Regions from separate parts of the Homo sapiens genome. Here region 2 is linked to region 1. Evidence: read pairs that join two places in POLR2A ChIA-PET (ENCODE). Cell type or tissue: endothelial cell of umbilical vein. All regions are shown on one strand. Links, peaks and the distances in the headings refer to the core of each region. The heading gives the core; the rest is flanking DNA.

Region 1 (4,392 bases), core at 269-4,268:
CTAGATTTAAGAGTATCAGATGGTTGACCTGAAATTATTTGAAATTCCTCAGAATTTTGTTGATGCTCTTCTTCAGGCATAATGATGTTTTTGGACATGTCTGCAGAACCAGCTTCTACATTAGCAGAGTTGAGATAAGACTGCCTTTTCATTTTGTGCTTCTCTGTTGCTGCATGCCTGGTCATCTCGCGACGAGTCACCGCGTAGTAATCGCATGCCATGCAATAAAACTCAAACTCTTTTGTATGTTTCCGTTTTACATGCAGCTCTAGAGAAGCAGAGGAGTGAGCACTAAACTCACAGTGCAAACACTTATTCTCACCTGTGCCTGTAACATCTCTCTGGGAGTACACATCCCCCGGCTGGGCGAAGTCCTCTGGCTCTGAAGATATTTGCTCCTTTTTATCAAGAAGATGGCTGTTAACTTCTCCATCTAGAGAATGAAATACATTTTCAACTTCAGCTTCAATTGAGTTTCCACGATCTGGCTTCTCTAAAACGGAGGTGGGTGACTCAGCTGGTTTGTTAGCATGTTCATCTGACATGGTCACTGCTGAGCCAGCATTCTTTTTACCAGCTTCAAGGCTACCCCCTTCAGGGCCAACAATGATATCTGAACTGTGTTTTCCACTTGCTTCTATTTCTACCCGTCCTTTATGTTTCTTGGTGGCACAATGACGTTCCATATCTCCCTTAGTTACAGTGTAATACTTACACACTTTGCATAAATAACTATACTGGTGACTGTGTTTTCGTCTAATGTGAACAGTCAAGTTTGTAATACTAGAGGCCAAAAGGCCACAGTGTGAACACGTCCGTGAGATGTTACCTTTAGGTCTCCCTCTCTTTGGAGTAGTGGTTGAAGCTAATTCATCATCTTTGGTGCTACCACCAGACTGTGACAGTTCCTCAGACGCCAGCATGCCCTTCTCAAGATAGGAATGCTCTTGTAATTGCACACCTATATGGCCTTCAATCCTTCCATTTCCGGAAACATCAAACTCTTCTTTTTTATCATTTGCACCTATACATACCCTTTCAATACATTCTTCAAAGCTTAAGCCAATATTATTTTTCTTAGCATTTTCAAGATGCTTGCTTCTTTTAATGTGTTTCTCCATTCCTTCTTTGCTCAATGAATAAAGATTACAAGCTTTACAAAGAAAATGATAGTCTTGACCATGCCGAAGCTTTATATGTCTCGTGAGAACAGTAGAAGATCTTGTTTTATAAAAACACTTCTTACACTGAAACTGAGGCTTACTGGAATGCCTCACTTCATTACCATGGCTTACCCTGGACTTCAGAGGTTCTTCCTGAGATGCTTTTCCTGAGTCATCCATAGACTCTTTTGCGTTTTCTGATTCTAAAGTACTCAAAGGTAAAGTCTGTAAAACCAAATCACTGTTAGATGATTGCAAAGTCTTTGGTTGAACCAATGAATTAATATGCTTCTCGGTGGCTTTGTGTTCTTCCACATCTTTTTCAGACAAAAAGAACAGATTACAAGGGGTGCAAAGAAAATGCATATTGTGCTTTTCCTTCATGTGGTCTCTAAGATTTATTTCATCCAAGGATATAAATGAACAACACTGACAACTCAGGACAGAAGCAGTTTGCTGATGCTGGTTACTGTGCAAATGTTCATCTAAGTCCCTTCTTGACATACTAGAGAAGTCACAAGTACGGCAGTAAAATTTCATCTCTCTGGCATGGCACCTTTTCACATGGATTTCCAAATCTGTCCTATTTGTAGCTACTTGCCCACAGTCTGTACAAGCACACAACGTCTGAGAGCCAGAAGCTGGCTTCACTGTCAGGGAATGCAGCCCGGAGTCCGGAGGACGGGCACTCCCCTGGCCCTGCTCTGCCTCCTGGGTTTCTGAGGTAGTCACACACACTCTCTGCACACTGCTGCACGCTTCCAGGTGTTTCAGCACTGATTCTGCATCGTGTGTTTTCATCTGTGTTCTCAAGTGTTTCATATACATCCTCTGAGTTTCACTTGTACCTCTTTTAATTCCTAAAAGATTAAACCTTTTCTTTGCCTGGCCCTTCAAGGTGAAAGTGCTGCTTCGTCGACGAAAGCTATTACCCAACACGAGAATATTTCGCTCAGGTCTTGGCCTCGAGGTTACACTGTTACCGTGTGCTGCCTGAAGGGTATTTTTTGTAGATTCCAATTTCTCTAAGAGACCCTCTGAGGTTACTAAGGTGTCTAGCTTTCTACTCTGGTTTTCAGGATTCTGAGCTAGACCAAGGGAAGTAACATGTTCTTCAACAATCTCTACTTCCTGTGACAAAGTATTTCTGGAAGGCATCATTTCAACAAGAAGCTCACTGCTACTACCACTTTGTTTAGAAATACTTCCTCTGAAATCTTTAAACGTGCTTCCCACATTTCGTAATCCTTTTGAATCACTATTCTTTGCTATTGATTTAGAAGTTCTTGGTTTTGAGTGAACATTTTTTGTTGCCATTGTACGTGATTTTTTAGGAAAAGGTTGTTTTGTTAAGATCTGTACAAATCCTCCACGAGCAGCCAGATTCTGACGACGGAGATGTGTTTTGCCAAGATAATGTGCATTCAACAAGTTTTCTTCTGAACACTGAAAACCACAAAGATCACAGGAAAAGACCTTCTGTGGCCCATGTGCTTGTTTGATATGCATATGTAGTGCTGAGCTGCTCTCTGCTTTGTGGCTGCAGTGACAACAGGTATGTTCCTTAGGCTGCTGCATGTGAGACTCAGCATGTTTTTCCAAGTCAGAGCAAGAAGAAAACAAATGCCCACAGATGCTGCATTTGAGAACTGTATCTACATTCCCAATGGTACAACTAACACTAATTTCTTTCGGGGGGAAAGGAGATTCTCTTTCCAGATCAAGGGAAACCATTTCCTGAGCAGATGTTTTTTCAGTGTCTGTTTTCAGAGAAACAACATCAATAGTGCTAAAATTGCAAGAAGGGGAGAGGGCATTTGGGAGACATGTGCCTCCAACTGTGCAGTCACTCAGAAAGGTCTCCTTCCCTGTTTCATCTAATGCAATACCCCCTTCTGTGACTGAGCTCTCAGAAGTTTCTAATCTACAAATACCTTGCTTTCCAGATTTAAGGGGCTCTGCCTCATCTAATTTCCTGCGTTTGGAAGCATGTTTATTTCTGTCTTCTCCTATAACAACACTATCAGAGTTCGATGATTCTGAAAAACCTCTTTTGCCCATAGAATTCTCAGGGAAACTTGCTATCACATCAGATACAGGCCCACCGTCTTCATTATGGGATGAAAGCTTTGTCAAGTCTTGTGCTTCTTTGTTTATCTTTTCATCCTCATCATTTTCGGGTTTATTCTCACTATCCATCATTAATAAAGTGCTGACGATGCTTCTATCTAAGGCGGCTCACTGGCACTCATAACCTGTGAAGTAAACAAACATGGTATTAAATCTTGAATATAAAGACACACGTATTAGTCTAAAACTAGATGAAAAAGTATCATGAAGTTAGCCCCAATGAAACACCCTTTATACTGAGATGAATTTGATTACATGTCTAAAGTCTTTTATCAAAAAGTATGAAGTAGGATTTTAGGAACACCATGTCACCCTATTGTTGACTCCAGAAGAAATACTATGGTATCTTTGGTAGAAAAAGTGATTTCTCAACAAGCTTGCAGAAAAACTCCCATATTTCAATTCTCTGTACCAGCATACTTCAATTTACTACCCTTTTAAAAAAAAAACAAAAAGAGAAGCTCTCCTTTCAAAAAACATTTCAATGAGCTCCTACTCTGTAAAATATATTAAAACAAAACTGCTGTGATGCAAGTCTAGAAGTGAGGCCTTCCCCTCCTTAACCTCTAACAGAAGCCCAAGTCCTATGTAAAAGAAACATAATTTTAAAACAACTGTTTCGGCCAGGCGTGGTGGCTCACACCTGTAGTGCCAGGATTTTGGGAGGCCGAGGCAGGCGGATCACGAGGTCAGGAGATCGAGACCATCCTGGCTAACACAGTGAAACCCTGTCGCTACTAAAAATACAAAAAAATTAGCCAGGTATGGTGGCAGGCGCCTGTAGTCCCAGCTACTCGGTAGGCTGAGGCAGGAGAATGGCGTGAACCCGGGAGGCGGAGCTTGCAGTGAGCCGAGATTGCACCACTGCACCCCAGCCTGGGCGACAGAGCGAGACTCCGTCTCAAAAAAAAAAAAAAAAAAAAAGACACCACTGTTTCATCCTTTTCTCCTAAAGCAAAGAGCTTTACCATGATTTTTCTAAATATATTCCAATGAACAACACGTATAATCTCATTACATATCACCATTCGTGCTCAAGCTCTTTTACCAATGAAAAGCCACTTCTAGTCCAGCTGTCAATCATTAATTTCCTCATCTA
Region 2 (4,392 bases), core at 182-4,181, 590 kb before region 1:
CACTTTCTGGTGGTTTTCTAGTGGTTTGGGAACTTATATAAAAAGTAAACAATCTGGGGGCAAAAATGGCCCTTTCTCTTCCTCCTCCAAAATATCCTTTTTTAGCAACTTTTAGACTCGAACCTCATCACTGTCTTTATGCAGGCGGGAATGGGGTTACAAATTCTAGGCAACAGAGAAAAAGAAGAAACATCTATCGGGTTTAGTAGGTGGTTTCAAAAATAGCCTGGAGTAAAACACTTATTAGGCAGACTCTAAAAAAAAAAAAAATAGAAGACCAAACTTCTGCCGCAGGAGTGGGGGACCTATGAATTTGGATACCAGGGAAATGCTTTGCTGCTGGTTCTTTATGCCTCTGACCTTGTCTCACTGAGTATTACTCAGGGCTTGAATCCTTAAAGCCTGCTAGAAAGTGGGGAGATGCAGGGGCACCTGGGTCATGCTTTCTGCACGGAAAGCCGGGACTCCATGGGGTGTCCCTACAGAGCCGGGGGCTTGTGTGTTCCTGGGCTTGGAACAATCACTCCTTTGGGTCTCAGAACCTTCCCAGGCAGGACCTCGGAGCTGTTGCAGCGGGCTGAGGTGGGGAGGGTTAATTCTGTGAAGGTTGAAGGACTTACAGTAATGCTCTGAAGACAGAAACATCACAGGCTTTCCTGGCAAGGGGCTCACAGAGGGTAGGAGGGACTGCAAAATGAACTCTCTCAGGCTTTGTCGGCGGCGTTTCCCAAGGCCCGGCCTGGCCCCTTTGATAAATGACACATGTCATTCTGTCAGGGGCTGACACTGCGGCTGGGAGGGCTGGTGATGCATGGCTCCAGGGAAAAGGAAATCAACTTTTTGGCATCGAGTGTGTCTGTGCCCTGTATGAGGATTTTGTTTCTCCAAAAGTGAAAGATAGACTTAGGATTTAAAAAAAAAAAAAAAAAGTTGAAAAACAGATTGAACGACAGCTTACACTTAACATAAATTAACTCAGTAATGGCGAAATGTGCTAGCCTGTGATAAATAAAAGCTACATTAGTCAATTATTAATCACACTCTAACTTGTAGCCAGACCCATGACTTAAATCTGGGGCCTGAGCTGCTTTACAAACAGATAAGACAGTGCCTGATAGGCGTCTTCAGAGAGCAATCAAGAAGGAATCAAAGATTTCATGGGCTCACCAATGGGAATTAATAGAAGGTTCTAGAACCACAGAGTTGGGTGAGTGGGGAGCAAGAAAGGACCAATCCTTTGCAGACACAGACTATCTACTGACTGTGTGAGGAAAATTAAACATAACGGCTACATCCAAATACTTTTTCCTCCCCCATCAGGACTTATTTGCTTTGAATATGCAAGACATTTGTACACTGCAAACATATGTTTATATTTGATATAATGTTTATATTTGTAAGATTTTGCCTTGAAAATATGTTGCAGTTTTGCCCCCACACCTACTGAGTTGCATCGTTTGAATCTGATGCCTGCTAAGGGGATTTTCCTAGAGATAGCACTAATTTCCAAACTAATTGCTTAGCACAGATTTATAAATTCAGCTTCACATTTTACCAAACAAATTGACATTTGACATCCACATACACAAAAACAGGGCAAAGTGCAAACCTGCCTCTCCACCAAGTGGCTCTCTTTTGGCTCCGTTCTAAGCAACCCATCCAAAGAAAAATCAACATGGAGAAGCTACTCTCAAAAAATGTATGGCTTTGAGGTATCGCTATTCTTCATAATAAAGAACATTAAGTAAAACCCGCCACCGAGATATAGTCTTGCATTAACTGCTGTCTGCTGTGCTCAGGATGGCGTGCGAGCCCACCAGCACCTCTCCTTGGGAAAACCTTTCCCCTTCAGGCTCGGAATGTGGAGGATGGTCAGCTGTCTCATTGTCGGCCCTACTTGATGACGAGTTGATTTCCACGACAGTGGGGCTCTAATTCCTAGTTCTCAGAAGACCTGCTGAGGCTGTGGGGGACTTCTGATGTTCCAAAGGGCATGCTGAGGTTGTGGGGCAAGCGTACAGAGATGGGCCAGCTCACAGTCAGAAGAAAGCGGCGTGGACAGGCCATCACGCTGACACACGGACAGAAGCGATCACATCTCCAACTCTCCCGCGAGCTCCACGCCATGCTCACCTACCGCCAGGCCTCACTCACAAACAGTAGGTGTTCAAGAAATTGCTGAATTCAATTCAAAATATTTAATTTTTCTTTAAAAAGCTATAGGCAAGTTTCCAGCCCCATCATCCATGATTGAAGGTGCCCAGAACCGAGGAAGCATTTCCTAGAGGCCTGTGCGCCCACCATGCACGTCCACACCCAAGAACACCCCTTGTGCAGCTTCCACGTCCCACGTGCACTGACATGTCTCCATGTGCCTTGACATGAAAATGGCAGGAGGGCCCAGAAGTTGTTGATTTCAGCTTATTTCCAATTTCATAAGTAGAAATAAACTCAAATTTTACCAAAAGCAAATTCTCTAAGTACAACCAGCTTTTCTAAGAAAGAAAAAAAAAAAGGACAGCTGTTGCTTCATGACGGCGACTTCCTCCAACTCAGGGGTGCTAAAGATGGGTGCAATGGATCACATGGTTGTAGAATAGCACGCGTTAGGAATTCTCTAATAATATAAGCCCTTTGTTTACAGAGAAGGAAACTGAGGCTTGAGAAAGAACAGGGAAAAAGAGATTAATGAAAGAACAAAGACCCAGGCCTCTACCCTACATCCAATGCCCGCCGCACCCCTCCCCACCACCCTGTATCCTATACTGTGTGCAAGCATTGATTCAAAGTCAACCTTCTGAATTTAAACATGGACAATTAACAGGCAGGCTCCAAATCGAGTCCAAATGTTTAAAATAGCCGATAAAGCCAGTGGTTTCTTAGATGGCTATAAATAAGAGTATTGCGGGGAGGGGGGGATCATACATTAAAATCTGGGCTGATGTTTAAACTTCTCCCTTCCTCCAGCTGAAATATAATTTTTCTTTAGTCCATAAAAAATTCAGATAGTGTGCAGAATGTTTATATATTACCAAGGTCTCTCTTTAAAAGGTTTATACTTTTACTTTATGACCTGTCCTTGATTTGACACTTCCGCTCATCAGAAAGGGATTTATAAAATAATCCTGAAGGTGAGGAACAGACATCTGTCAGGGACTAGCTGGGTTTCACGATGCGAAATTTAAGAAGAGAAAGAAATCCTGTTAAGCTCTCTTTAGTCACCAATAGACATCAAAGGTAATAATTAAAGAAGACAGACGTCATAAAACATAAATTTATGTCTCTTTTAATAATGCACAAGCACCGTAGTGTGTAAAACATCTATTAGGTTGAAAGAACATGAAAGCGTTCCAATAAGAAAAATCTATGTTTTGTTTTGGGGTATTTTCCCTTCCTTTAAAAAAAAAAAAAGTGAGGATCTTTTTTTTTTTTTTTTTTTACAAGTTTAAACTGAAGTCTTTCAAAACCTTTGCCATCTGTGGGTACATGAACTATGAATGACCCCGAATGATTTGCACTCTGCTCAGAATCCCTTAGAAAGCACGGGAAAAAGTATCATTAAGAATGACTGATGACTGTCAGTCATGGTTGACCTCATCCAGGCTTTGGTCTCTGCCTCAGTAATAAGCTGGCCTTTATTAGTACCAACACTCCATAAAGGGGGTGTGTTTAGTCACAGGATAGCGGCCTTCTAATGCCCATTGCTTCTCTCTGGAAGATTGATTAGTGCTCATTTTTACTGCTTTCCCAGCACATGCAGGGCCAGGGCTGCAGAGAATCAGGCCTGCAAACTACAAACTCGAGTGAGGAGGTGGGAAAAGGATGCCTAGCAAGAGAGGCGGGGTAGGGAGTGGGGGACAATTTTTTTTTTTTTAAGGAATCTGTCTTTCAAAAAAGCCCCAACCACAAAACCATATGTATATTCGATTCCAGGGCCTGGAGAAGACAGGCCAGGAAAGCAACTGTCTGTTGAAATGGAACTGAAGGAGCCACTTATGTGTTAACTTGTCTGAAAAACAGAAGGGGATCCTGGCCTGCAACTCCCTCTCTCTAAAATCAGCAGTTAGGTGCAAATCAATGAGGAGGCTGCCTGCAGAATTAGGCCTCATAACCAGCCTGACATCAAAATACAAAGATGTAATTATTACCCATTAAAACTGAACATGTGTGAAACTAAAAAAATCTTCCCTATACGAGCACATAAAAACCCATCCACTGCTTTTGTATTAAACTACTAAATTATTTTTAAGAAGCAATTGCTATAGAAACAGACAAACGAATTTATATATATATAATTTCCATGTATCCCTAAATCCCTTGTACCGCCTCCACTCTCGTTGAGATAACTGAGTGCCGTGAATTCCCAAGAGGAAGAACGGAGGAATAAATGTA

Evidence for each region. ChIA-PET counts read pairs that join two places held together with the same protein. Peaks named below come from ENCODE experiments on the same cell type or tissue, not always from the same donor. Only the 100,000 strongest peaks of a DNase experiment are listed, where the experiment ranks them.
Region 2: POLR2A ChIA-PET joins it to region 1 with 5 read pairs; 5 of 35 experiments call an interaction of 5 or more read pairs at or near these places.

What each region holds. Positions count from the first base shown.
Region 1 is chr18:74,629,993-74,634,384 of GRCh38, reverse strand. It overlaps ZNF407 (zinc finger protein 407), which reads right to left. Exons shown (of 9, transcript NM_017757.3): 2 at 1-3,418. The coding sequence starts at 3,365. Among named protein-coding and RNA genes, the nearest start is that of ZNF407, 34 kb to the right of the region's middle. RefSeq lists an enhancer at 1-983. In endothelial cell of umbilical vein, for the core only: no CTCF peak of the experiment used is centred there; a DNase peak (open chromatin) is centred at 2,544; H3K27ac peaks cover 616 bases.
Region 2 is chr18:75,223,109-75,227,500 of GRCh38, reverse strand. All of the region lies in intron 1 of TSHZ1 (teashirt zinc finger homeobox 1), which reads right to left. Among named protein-coding and RNA genes, the nearest start is that of TSHZ1, 15 kb to the right of the region's middle. In endothelial cell of umbilical vein, for the core only: no CTCF peak of the experiment used is centred there; no DNase peak of the experiment used is centred there.